Regions from separate parts of the Homo sapiens genome. Here regions 1 and 2 are each linked to region 3. Evidence: read pairs that join two places in POLR2A ChIA-PET (ENCODE). Cell type or tissue: Panc1. All regions are shown on one strand.

The links. ChIA-PET counts read pairs that join two places held together with the same protein. Peaks named below come from ENCODE experiments on the same cell type or tissue, not always from the same donor. Only the 100,000 strongest peaks of a DNase experiment are listed, where the experiment ranks them.
Region 1: POLR2A ChIA-PET joins it to region 3 with 6 read pairs; 2 of 35 experiments call an interaction of 5 or more read pairs at or near these places.
Region 2: POLR2A ChIA-PET joins it to region 3 with 5 read pairs; 3 of 35 experiments call an interaction of 5 or more read pairs at or near these places.

What each region holds. Positions count from the first base shown.
Region 1 is chr2:127,704,962-127,708,961 of GRCh38, reverse strand. It overlaps WDR33 (WD repeat domain 33), which reads left to right. Exons shown (of 22, transcript NM_018383.5): 21 at 70-285; 22 at 2,410-4,000. The coding sequence ends at 2,639. It overlaps SFT2D3 (SFT2 domain containing 3), which reads right to left. Exons shown (of 1, transcript NM_032740.4): 1 at 3,720-4,000. Among named protein-coding and RNA genes, the nearest start is that of SFT2D3, 5.5 kb to the right of the region's middle. In Panc1, no CTCF peak of the experiment used is centred here; no DNase peak of the experiment used is centred here.
Region 2 is chr2:127,279,228-127,283,227 of GRCh38, reverse strand. ERCC3 (ERCC excision repair 3, TFIIH core complex helicase subunit) reads left to right here. Exons shown (of 15, transcript NM_000122.2): 9 at 2,597-2,781; 10 at 3,853-4,000. Among named protein-coding and RNA genes, the nearest start is that of ERCC3, 13 kb to the left of the region's middle. In Panc1, no CTCF peak of the experiment used is centred here; no DNase peak of the experiment used is centred here.
Region 3 is chr2:127,151,510-127,155,509 of GRCh38, reverse strand. No RefSeq gene overlaps it. Among named protein-coding and RNA genes, the nearest start is that of BIN1, 46 kb to the right of the region's middle. In Panc1, no CTCF peak of the experiment used is centred here; a DNase peak (open chromatin) is centred at 1,699.

The DNA.
Region 1 (4,000 bases), 550 kb before region 3:
ACAGTGTCATTCCCATCTACTTCTGGTCACACTGTGCTTTCCTGTAAGGAGATTTGTTTCTTGTTTCAGGGCCAGGTCATGAACATTTTCGTGATACTCCCCGCCCTGATCATCCCCCTCACGACGGTCATTCCCCAGCCAGCAGAGAACGCTCCTCTTCTCTCCAAGGCATGGACATGGCATCCCTACCTCCCCGAAAGCGCCCCTGGCATGATGGCCCAGGCACTTCTGAGCACAGAGAGATGGAGGCCCCAGGAGGCCCTTCTGAAGACCGAGGAGGCAAAGGTAAGAGCAGGCCAGTGGTTATGGTTCCAGGAGATGCAGGGGCCGATGGAGGCCTTGCCTGTATCTGCTGCACATGCCCTTGCAGCCTGGGCTGTGCAGAGGCACATGCTCCTAAATGTGGTGCCAGTGCCACACGAGCTGTCATCTGGTGGACTGCAACTCAGCCCTGCACAGGACTCCACTTGCCTCCGGGAATCCCTGTTCACTTGAGGTTTTCACTTCAGCCCTCTGCCAAGATGCCCCAGCACTCTCTGCTCGGCTTGCTGTCTGGGAGCCCTGCTCTCCTTGGCAGTCTGCCCTCCACAAGGCTGCTTGGAACCCTCAAGGGCTCTCAGTGGGAGGGGAAGAGTTGTCCTCTCCTGGGTGGTCTGTTGGTTTTTTTAGCCTGGGTCTAGAGGAACACTGCTTGTGCTCAAAGTCACAGAGACTTTGGGAAACATGGTCTATGGGCAGTGTTTCCAGGGGCACAGTAGATTATCTCCTCAACTGGGAACTGTGGAGCTTTATGTTATAGGCAGCACTAACTTTAGCCAGGAGTAGTTGCCTCTGAAGGCTGACTATACAACTCTGGTTGCAAGGCAGCGGGGGAGGTGCATAGGTGGTGTGGCTCGGAAGCTTCTGGGAAGGCTGCTCCCCGCATGCCCCAGCTTGTGCTCTGCTCCTGAAGTTGGCCTGTCTGTATGGACGGTCCTTCCAGTACAGAGTTCTGCCATTTGGTCTTTTTGGGTTTTTTTCTGTCGCCCAGGCTGGAGTGCAGTGGTGTGATCTTGGCTTACTGCAAGCAACCCCCGCCTCCCAGGTTCAAGTGATTCTTGTGCCTCAGTCTCCCCAGTAGCTGGAACTACAGGTGTGCGCCACCATGCTTTTGTGTTTTTAGAGAGATGGGCTTTTGCCATGTTGGCTAGGCTGGTCTCGAACTCCTGGCCTCAAGTGATCCACCTGCCTTGGCCTCTCATGAGCCACCATGCCTGGCCTGCCATTTGATCTTGATAGTTGTTTGTCTCAACAAAACCCTCAGAAATTACCTTATGTATCATCAATAGATCACCCTGCATAAACACATTGTACTACTAGCCAGTGTGCTGTGACCTTGGCTGACTTTCTTGGGCACTCAGCACACCATTATTAGGTCCCTCTGGTCAAGGACATGCAGTTAGCATGGGAATGATGTAGTAGCTGACACTCTGCCCAGGTGCCTCAGGTGGGTTGAAGCTGCACTTTCTAAGAAAAGAAGCCAAGATTGTTCCTTTGGCTGGCTCTCCTAACTTCATCTCAGCTAGATTCATATTCTATTACAAAATATGAGACAGCGGAGAGTTTGCAGTCATCTTCTGAGAGTGCATTATGGGAGATGTGACCAAATCCTATCATTTCCTGAGGAAAAAAATCTTACAAGATAGAATTTTTTTTCCTTTTCCTTTCTTTTTTTTCTTTTTTTTTTTTTTTTAAATATATTCTCAAGCTGCAACAGAATGAAAGAATTTTAATAGTACCTAAACATTTGTGCATACTAGTCTGAAGCAGGTTAAGCTGTGCCTCGGTGATAGAACCTGAAAGCCAGTGTTTTGTGGGGTTTTTGGGTTTTTGTGCTTTTCTTTTGTTTTTTCAAGAAATACTTTATTTTACTAATTATGAAAAGGAAGCCAAAAGTGCCACATGTCACGGGACAGTCCCAGTGAACGCTTGTCCTAGTTGGAGCACTTTTTATTAACATTAGCAGTGTGTACTTCCAAAGTTAAGTCAGTATATTCAAACCTTCCCTCAATATACCCTGGTGGCTGGGAGCAGGCAGATACACTTCCCATGGCCTGGGACATGGCCCAGTGTGGCCCGGGTCTCCCTGAAGGTGCTCCTTGCTCATCTCTTGGCTTCCTGTCGTCTGTCACACAGCCCTGGGGGCATGGATCTGGCTGATGCTGAGGCCCATGGCCATGAGCCAGGAAGGGGGAGGCAGGGTCAGGAAAGGGTAGAGGCACACCTCTCAGTACGCTGAATACCACTGCCAGTCTCCCTGGCACCCACCAGAACTGGTCCATTGTCATCAGAGAGTAAAGTTTGTACTGGGAGTTACTGACAAACAGTTGCTAATACAAAAAGTCCCATGTGAAATTTTCTTTGTTTCAGGCCGAGGGGGCCCAGGACCTGCTCAGAGAGTGCCCAAATCTGGGCGTTCCAGCTCCTTAGACGGAGAGCACCACGATGGATACCACAGAGATGAACCTTTTGGGGGCCCTCCAGGCAGTGGCACCCCTTCTCGAGGGGGCCGGAGTGGCAGTAACTGGGGTAGAGGGAGTAACATGAACTCTGGCCCGCCGAGGCGAGGAGCTTCACGGGGTGGTGGAAGGGGTCGGTAGAAGCTGGAACTGAGTACCCTGAGGCCTCTCTGGACAGTATGTAAGAACTTCTTGTGGACTCACCAAGAGAAACAAAAGGAAGCCTGCACCATTGTAGCCCTGAACTCTTTTCTGGGCACCTGAATCCCAGGAACCCTCAATGAGGTCTTCAAGATGAAGAGACTGCTGCCAGCTACCAGCCTGGCTGGCCCTGTCCTGTCCACCCTCATTGCCCCAACTCCCATGTTGTTTTGTGAAGATAAAAGCTGGGATCTTTTTCTTTTTTTTAAGTCTCACAAGACATGGGGCATCTCCACAAATTTAAGTTCCTGTCCATTTGGAAATTTGTTTCTATGTGTACAGTTTGTCAGAGAAAAACAAAGTTTTTGTATGAATACAGAATGTGATTTACGCAAGAATTGACAGAAAACTAGTTGTGAAGTGCTTGCCTTAAGGAAACCTTTGGTTTCCATCGCATCCCATCTGCCAAGGAATGCACGGTTGTTGCTGATGTTCATGAGCATATTAACCACTAGGTTATCTAAATTAATCTCAGCTGTGAACTTTGTGTTTTTCAACACATTCTGTCACACCATTTTTGTGACAGAAAAATACTTGAAAATTATTCTAATGTAGTTTGTAGTAGGTTCAAATTTTTATTCAGACATGCTCTGACAGATGGAAAATTGTACTCTGAAGAGAAAATGCAATCTTCTGGATGTCCAACGAGGGAGCTTCCCCTTGGAAGCATCTCCTAAGAATCACAGTTTAGGTTTGAATCGCCTTGTTATGATGAGGAGAGGAACTTGATGTTAGTCAGAAATAAAGTCACATGCCCTTTAGATAACTTGAAATCACACATGGAGTTGATAAGGAATGGACCAAAATAGGTCCTCAAACAATTTTGCAACACTTAATTAAGTTTTCCTCTCTTCCTCTTCCATACTATGTGGAAATACCAGTGTTACGGCAGGGCGTACTTCTAACTCACAGTAAGCCAGATAGATCTTGTCCATGGCAAATTCCTTGTTTAAAATAAACATACCATTTAGCCCAGTTTGGATTGGAAGCCAAAAATTCAGTTTGTTATATACCCCATGATACTTTCTATACTGACCTTTATTTTGGTTTTACATGGAAGCTTTTATTAAAAGGACTGTCCTATGGCCACCTTAACATTTCATTACATTGGCAGCTTCAGTTTTGGCATCAGTCAAATTTATTTGGCAAATTTAGTGGTGCTGGAAGTTTCTTTTTTTCTTTTCCTTTTTTGACAGAGTCTTGCTCTGTCACCCAGCCAGGAGTGCAGTGGTGCAATCACGGCTCACTTCAGCTTTGACCCTGCCTCAGCCTCCCTAGTAGCTAGGACTACAGGCATATGC
Region 2 (4,000 bases), 130 kb before region 3:
GGGATGCTGTCTTTATCTGTACCCTGATTGTGGTGCTGGTTACAAAAATGTAAATATGTTAAAATGCATAGAAGTGCCCCCCCCACCCCCCGCCCCAAGTCAGTTTTACTGTGAGAATTTAAAAACTCAAAAGAAAAAAGGTGGAAGGGTGGGTATTGGGTCTGCTAGGATTGAAAATTGATGGTACAGAGAATCACTACCCACAAAGGAGTCTGGAATTGTTCTGTAGCAGTTTGGTTGGAAGCTGTGTTCAGGGCTTGAGGCATTCTGTCTGACTATATGTTTGGTACACGTTCATGTTTTTCTTTAACCCAAGCCCCAGGTCCCAGGTTCCAGGGGACAACAGCACAGATTTGGGATTGGTTATCTGATGAACAAGTACAAAAAGGTGCATCTCACACTCACATATGTCTGTGAGTTTGTCTGTCTCTCGTCTAGTTCACTGGATGAGTTAGTCTTTGGTTGAGTTGCGGAGTGAAACCAACAAACTCTAAGGGATTTTTGAGTACAGGCCCCATAAGCCCAGTGGCCTGGCCATGCTCATTGTCCCAGAGAGCAAATGTTAAATAAGGGAATGCTAGGAAGTCACAGTAAGTCTCCTGACTGTCTTAACGTCTGCTGTGTTGGGTTAGGTGGAGTGATCAATCTTTGAGATTTATCTCAAAGGATAAAGATTGCTGTGCTGTTTTACAGATTTTTCAAAAGGAGCTCTGTTATGCCTTTTTATTAATGATTCATATTATGGTACTTGTGTATATTAAGTGCTTCCTGTGTGCTAGGTACTGTGCCAGTTTCATTATTTCTACAGGTATTTATTGAGAACCTACTAAGTTTAGGCACTGTACTTGGCACTGGAGACAAAGTGGAAGGGACAGCCAAGTAACCACACAAATAAATGCCAAATGACAACCATGACATAATGTTGAGTGATACAAGCCACACACAAAAGTGCATACTATGATTTCATTCATGCAAAGTTCAGAAAGGAGGCAGACCCCTCTCAGAAGTCAGAGGAGTGTTTCCCTCAAGGAAGAGTGCTAGTTATTGACAGAAGGGGTCAGGGGAGAGACCTCTGGGTGCCTGGTTCTCTATATCCTGATCTAGGTGGTTCCACAGCTGCATGTCTGTAAAAATATATTGAGTAGTATGCTGTGAGTTATTCACCTGTGACAGCTGTCAGGGCTGTAGGAGAGTGTAATAGAGGGGTGTGATGGGGTCACGGGTGTCCAGGCAGAGTCCTACCTGCCTTATCCTTGTCTTGGGTCAGTATGTCCCCCAGTGTTGCCTCTCTGGGGCCCACACTGGGTTGGTGTAGCCATTGCCTTGACTACCATTTCCCTCTAACATGGGGAGCTTGGTCTGAGGTTCTTGGCTACTGTATTTTGGAGCCAGCACAGTCTTTCCTTAGACATAACCCTGAGCTGATTTTGTTTTCTGTGTTGTGTGTGTGTGTGTGTGTTTGTGTGTGTGTGTTTGCATGTGGTGTTGTGTGCAAACCATGTAGATGTAAAAACTAAACATTTACTTAGAGTTAGGCAACCCTATGTTATTTCACTGTGAACGTCTTTGTGTTTTGGTGCATTCAGGCCTCTTTTTCCTTAGATTTTTGTGTCTATTTATTTCTGAAATATCATTAGCCCTACTTTCAATTATATTGTAAGATAAGCATGACTCAAACATTTTAACCTTGCTTCAGAGTATTAGAATTTTTAAAAGGTGAGCCCGTGGAAATCCATAAATTAGGTTTTTTAAAAATGAATAACTCATACCCTTTATGTGTTTATTTTATTTGATAAACCAGAGAGAATTATAATGTTCAAAAGAAAGGAAGAAAAAGAGGTTGCTGGTTGACCAAAGTGATTGAATTGGTAAAGTTTGGAGAGGGGAGTTTCCTAAGGCGGGCCGGAGGGCTTGGGCGAACAGTTCCTGGAGTTTCATCACTCCCGTGGGCTTGGCTTTCTTCTCGGTTTCTGGGAAAATGATGGGAAGCTGAGAAGAGCTGGCTTCTTTCATTTCTTCCTCTCCCTAGATTGTCAACTTTCTTTTCAGTAACCTGGGTACAAGTGTTAGGGGAAAATTCTTTGCGTAATTTAGAGCTTAATGGTATTAATAGTAAGTATTGCAGGTTGTATTTCAAATTGCCATCTGTACTTCTACTGATAACTGTTGTGAGGGGAATGCTGGGATTCATTAACTTGGAGATTCCTTAAGCTCATTTCACCCTCTTGTTCTCCTTTTCATTTTCTTTTGGACAGGTCTAAAAGTGATGGTGAAGCATTTGCCTAGTCATTCTTGTCTAGAGCCAGCTTCTGTGGTCCTGAAACCCAAGGGTTAGTTCAGGTGGTGTCATAAGCCAGTGTTAAGTTGCACAGCTATGAGCATTTGAAAAAGTGACAGTGTAGGCTGGGTGCAGTGGGTCACGTCTGTAATCCCAGCACTTTGGGAGGCGAAGGCAGGGGGATTGCTTGAGGCCAGGAGTTCAAGACCAGCCTGGGCAATATAATGAGACCCCATCTCTACAAAAAATATTTTAAAATAAATAAATAAAAAATAAGAAAGAAAAGTGACAGTGTGAATGCTCCCATTGTTTCCTCAGCCAAGATGTTCCGAAGGGTGCTCACCATCGTGCAGGCCCACTGTAAGCTGGGTTTGACTGCGACCCTCGTCCGCGAAGATGACAAAATTGTGGATTTAAATTTTCTGATTGGGCCTAAGCTCTACGAAGCCAACTGGATGGAGCTGCAGAATAATGGCTACATCGCCAAAGTCCAGTGTGCTGAGGTAGCTGGGCCTGGGCTGGGGGCGTCTGGGAAAGGGCCTCCTCCTATGGGCAGGGGAGTGATCAGATCGATTCCTCATGGGCAGACACAGGTCAGGACTTAGGCTCACCTGCTACCACTTCATACAGGATCCTCAGTCACCCTGTGGTTGGGTGGTACTAGACCCACTTGCTGCATATCTTCTGTCTTGTCACATATCTCACATACCCCTGAATTTGTGATGATTCTTTTTCCTAGCCATGGGGTTTACCAGTCATGGATTTCTGTGGGTGAGGATTAGCATTCAGGGCACAGGGATGAATGAAGGCCCCTGATACCACAGTGCTGCCTGGGAGCCTGGCAGCAAAGGGCTTTGCTCTGATAGCCCCAAGCGCCTAACTGATATGCTCCCAGCCCTGCTGGGAAGTGTGTGAAGAGGTGGCGGTACTCAGTAGCAGTGCTGACTCGTGTGTGGAAGTGTGGCTTAAATGGAAGAATTGCTGACACTACCAATTGAGAATCTGGTTTCGCACACTTGCAGCTGGTGTGAAAATAACTCCCTGGATGTGATTGCATTTAAAAATCTTTTAAGTGGTTAACATGTGAAAACGTCCAGTTCAATAGGAGGTATTAGGTTGGGTTTAGTTTTGTGCATGCATTTATTTTCAGTTGTACTGATTTCTAATTCACATAGCATTTTTTTTTTTTTAAAACAGGGTCTCACTCTGTCACCCAGGCTGGAGTGCAGTGGCGTGATCTTGGCTCACTGCAACCTCCGCCTCCTGGGCAAGTGATTCTCCTGCCTTAGCCTCCTGCGTAGCTGGAATTACAGACATGCACTACCACACCCAGCTAATTTTTGTATTTTTAGTAGAGACTGGGTTTCACTGTGTTGGCCAGGCTGGTCTTGAACTCCTGGCCTCAAGTGATCTGCCTGCCTCAGCCTCCCAAACTGCTGGCATTACAGGCATGAGCCACTGCACCTGACTGGTTTTGTTTTAAAGCTAATTCTGCTAGAGAAAGGTCTTCAAAAGTTTTAAATTGTGTGGTGTTTAAACTTGTAAAATGACCCCTGGTTCTTACTGTATTACAGGTCTGGTGCCCTATGTCTCCTGAATTTTACCGGGAATATGTGGCAATCAAAACCAAGAAACGAATCTTGCTGTACACCATGAACCCCAACAAATTTAGAGCTTGCCAGTTTCTGATCAAGTTTCATGAAAGGAGGAATGACAAGATTA
Region 3 (4,000 bases):
GGTCCCACCCCCTTAGCAGCACATTACAAATTGAACTGGTAGAATAACTTCATATGGAACTCATCAAATATATTTGAGTGTCTTGTTGCTCTTTCCATTTTTTTTTCTATGTTGGGGTTTCAGATAAGATTTCTACAGTTTTTCATGCAGAATGTTCAATCCCTGTCTTCTCAAGGCCTCTAAACCCTAACCCGTGAGTGTTGGAGGTATTCGGTGCAGTGCTTGGTCTTCCTGGCAGTGTTTCTCATTTGGAATCAATCACAGTAGTGACTGGACAAGGGGTTACAGAATTTCTTGGCATGGGGTGGGAGAACTGTTGCTTTACTTCCTATTAAAAGAACTGGAGTGAGGCTGGGTGCGATGGCTCATGCCTGTAATCCCAGCATTTTGGGAGGCCGGGTTGGGCAGATCACAAGGTCAGGAGATTGAGACCACCCTGGCCGACATCTGGAAATCCCGTCTCTACTAAAATACAAAAAAATCAGCTAGTCATGGTGGCGTGTGCTTGTAGTCCCAGCTACTCAGGAGGCTGAGGCAGGGGAGTTGCTCGAACCCTGGAGGTGGAGGTTTCAGTGAGCTGAGATTACGCCACTGCACTCCAGCCTGGCAACAGAATGAGACTTCATCTCAAAAAAAAAAAAAAAAAAAAGAGAGAAAAGCTGTTATTTGGGAATATGAAAATTAAACATGCAGAGGCATGTGCCCTTTACCTGGGACCTTGCTGACAGCTGTGTTCTCTAGACCTCTCTCTTTAGGAACGTCTCTCGTCCCACCTCCACCCACAGGAGAAACCACTGGAAGCTCCTCCAGGTTCCTAGTGAAGCCCCCAGGACTCAGCTCCTTGGCCTCACTGCCCACCTGCCATCAGCTTCTTTGGCCTCTGGAGAACCTCACGATCAGCCTGCAGAGCTGCACCCAGGCCTGCCCTATGCCGGGGTTCCCACTGAGACCCCAGGGTCACTCACTTAGCAGGACAGTGATCATCAAGTGGGTTAGGGTTTCCAGGATGCTTCAAGGCAAGGCTCTGAGATCTGAGCTGTGGAGGAGGATGTAAGGAATCAGTACAAACAGGGGCTGGCCACACAGCACTGGGGAACTATGAAAAAGCTTCTGGAATCCAGAGGCCCCACGTGTGCACTTGGTGGGTGTTACAGAAACTTACGGTGAGCCCACCATCTCCAAAAACTTGAAACTCCACTCTTGCTTAAACTCAGGATCACACATCCTATGCCAGCGGGCTCTTGGTCCTTAGACTGTTCATAAGAAAAATAGGAAATGGCCAGGGGCCTGAGGAAGGAATGCAGCCATACCTGACCCTGGCTGCCTGAAGAGAGCTGGGTTGGTTTGGAGAGTACTGGGGCGGGGAGTAGGGTGCAGGGATGGGCGGGGGAGCCAGTCAGTAAAGTGTGCAGGAACCCAGGGTGGCCCATGGGCCTGAGGACTACACAGGCCCTGTCCTAGAGGCCATCTGGAGGGGGCTGGTCGGCTGGCTCCATTTCCAATTAACACCCCCTGCACCCCCCTGGATCCTCAGAGCCTCTGCTGGGATAGATGATCTCACCAGCTCTGTGATTGTGGCAGAAACACCAGGCCAGCCAAGCTTGAGTCATGCGACCTCCTCTGGCTACCAGGGCATGAGGAGGAAGAGTGCCTGGTTTCCTCCAGCCACATAGTAGTAGGCAAAGCCTGGCTCTCACCAAGTAAAGCAAGACTCCCACCAGATAGACAGGAAGGGCGCTCCCTTGACTGGGTGGTCTCTAAATATCAAATGTCCATTACAGTGGCCAAGAAACTGCGGTATCTTAATCACAAATAATCATCACCCATGCATTTGAACTAACTGGCAAAAGAACTCTCTCTCTCTCTCTCTCTCTCTGTGTGTGTGTGTGTTCAACAACAGCATCAAGGCTGAACATAAAAGATCACCTCTTGCTGACTTTATAATCTTTTTTTTTTTTTGAGATGGCGTTTTGCCCTTGTCGCCCAGGCTGGAGTGCAATGGTGTGATCTCGGCTCACTGCAATCTCCGCCTCCTGGGTTCAAGAGATTCTGCAGCCTCAGCCTCCCATGTAGCTGGGATTACAGGCGCCTGCCACCACGTCTGACTAACTTTTGTATTTTTAGTAGAGACAGGGTTTCACCATGTTGGCCAAGCTAGTCTCAAACTCCTGACCTCAGGTGATCCACCCGCCTCAGCCTCCCAAAATGTTGGGATGTGTTTTTTTTTGAGATGTGGTTTTGCTCGTTGCCCAGGCTGGAGTGCAATGGCATGATCTCAGCTCACTGCAACCTTCGCCTCCTAGGTTCAAGTGATCCTCCTGCTTCAGCCTCCCACTTAGCTGGGATTACAAGCATGTGTCACCATGCCAAGCTAATTTTGTATTTTCAATAGAGACAAGATGGGGTTTCACCATGTTGGTCAGGAAACTGCTGACCTCAGGTGATCCACCTGCCTCGGCCTCCCAAAGTGCTGGGATTACAGGTGTGAGCCACCGTGCCCAGTCGACTTTAATCTTATACAGACATTTATATGTATTTATATGTGCCCTGGTGGGACTGTGGCATGCCATTGACAGTCACTGTTCAGATTACTCTTTTTAGCAACTGCTATTTGAGTTCAGAGAAAAAAACTGTAAAAATCTGTGAAGGAAACGTCCATGGAAACAGCCACTCTCTAGTCTACTTTCTATTCATTTGGAAAGCAATGTCTCTCTTAGCATCTGAGGCTTCTAACCCATATTTTCAAGATGGCGATTCCCATCAGGAAATCTCTTACAGCCTATGGCAGAAAATACGCGGTTTGGGAATGACTGAGGTTTACATCAGAGCTGAGAAATGAGTATTGAACTCAGTCTAGTGAAGTTATCTGGGCATTTTCCCCAGGTGTTATTGGCATGTCCTGCTCCATGTTGGGACATTTAGATAAATAAGAAGTTGGGCCACTCATTTTGGTTCCACATTTACACCCACCTGATTTCCTCAGTTCTGTGCCAGCCACAGTTGACAGAAATGAAGGATACTTACTTATTCCTGCACCCGGGAGGTACAGGATGTGGAGAAGACAACACATAATTAGAAAGTTATAATGAGCTGAACTACTTGGGAGTATGCTGGGAGTGTGAAGCCCCAGAATAGACTTAGCGTATCTTTCTAGAGAGTTGATTTCATTGCATGCTAAATAATGTAAACCGAATTAGGTTATGTGAATGTGCTCGGATATACTGTGGAGTAGAATGCAAAATACAAAGTGGATGTTGGTGAAAGTGGCAGAGTTAGGGCTGGGCACAGTGGTTCATGCCTGTAATCTCAGCATTTTGAGAGGCCGAGCCAGAAGAATCACTTCATCCCACAAGAGTTAGAGACCAGCCTGGGCAACATAGTGAGACCCTGTCTCTGGTAGGGGTTACCCCATCTCTGGTAAAAAAAAAAAAAAAAAAAAAAGTTGCCAGGGATAGTGGTATGTACCTGTAGTTTCAGGTACTCAGGGGGCTGAGGCGGGAGGATTGCTTGCATTTGGGAGGTCAAGGCTTCAGTGAGCCATAATTGCACCACTACACCCCAGCCTGACAAGACTGAGACTCTGTCTATTTAAAAAAAAAAGGAAGTGGCAGAGTTAGGACCTCTGAAAAGTCTCTCCATAAAAGCAATGAGAAAATTGACAAAAATTATCAGAGCCAATTTTTTTTTGAACTTTGGAAATTAAATTGCAACAATCCAAGTAGTGTTAATATTTAAGAAAAGTGGCAGAATCCTGGTAAGAAAAAAAGCTTTGTGACATTTTAATTTATCCTAGTCCCATCCCCATGGTAACCTTGAAAAATTAAAGCGTACACTAACAGTGAAAATTAGCATGGTGGCAGCCACCTAAGGGAACAGAATTGGCCTGGAGCTCGTTAAAGGCCCATTACCAGAGAGCTGTCATTATTTGACCTGTCTGGTGATTCTCTGGAAGATCCCCCTTTGTAAGGTTGTCTGTATTTGACCTGACTCTGAACTTACA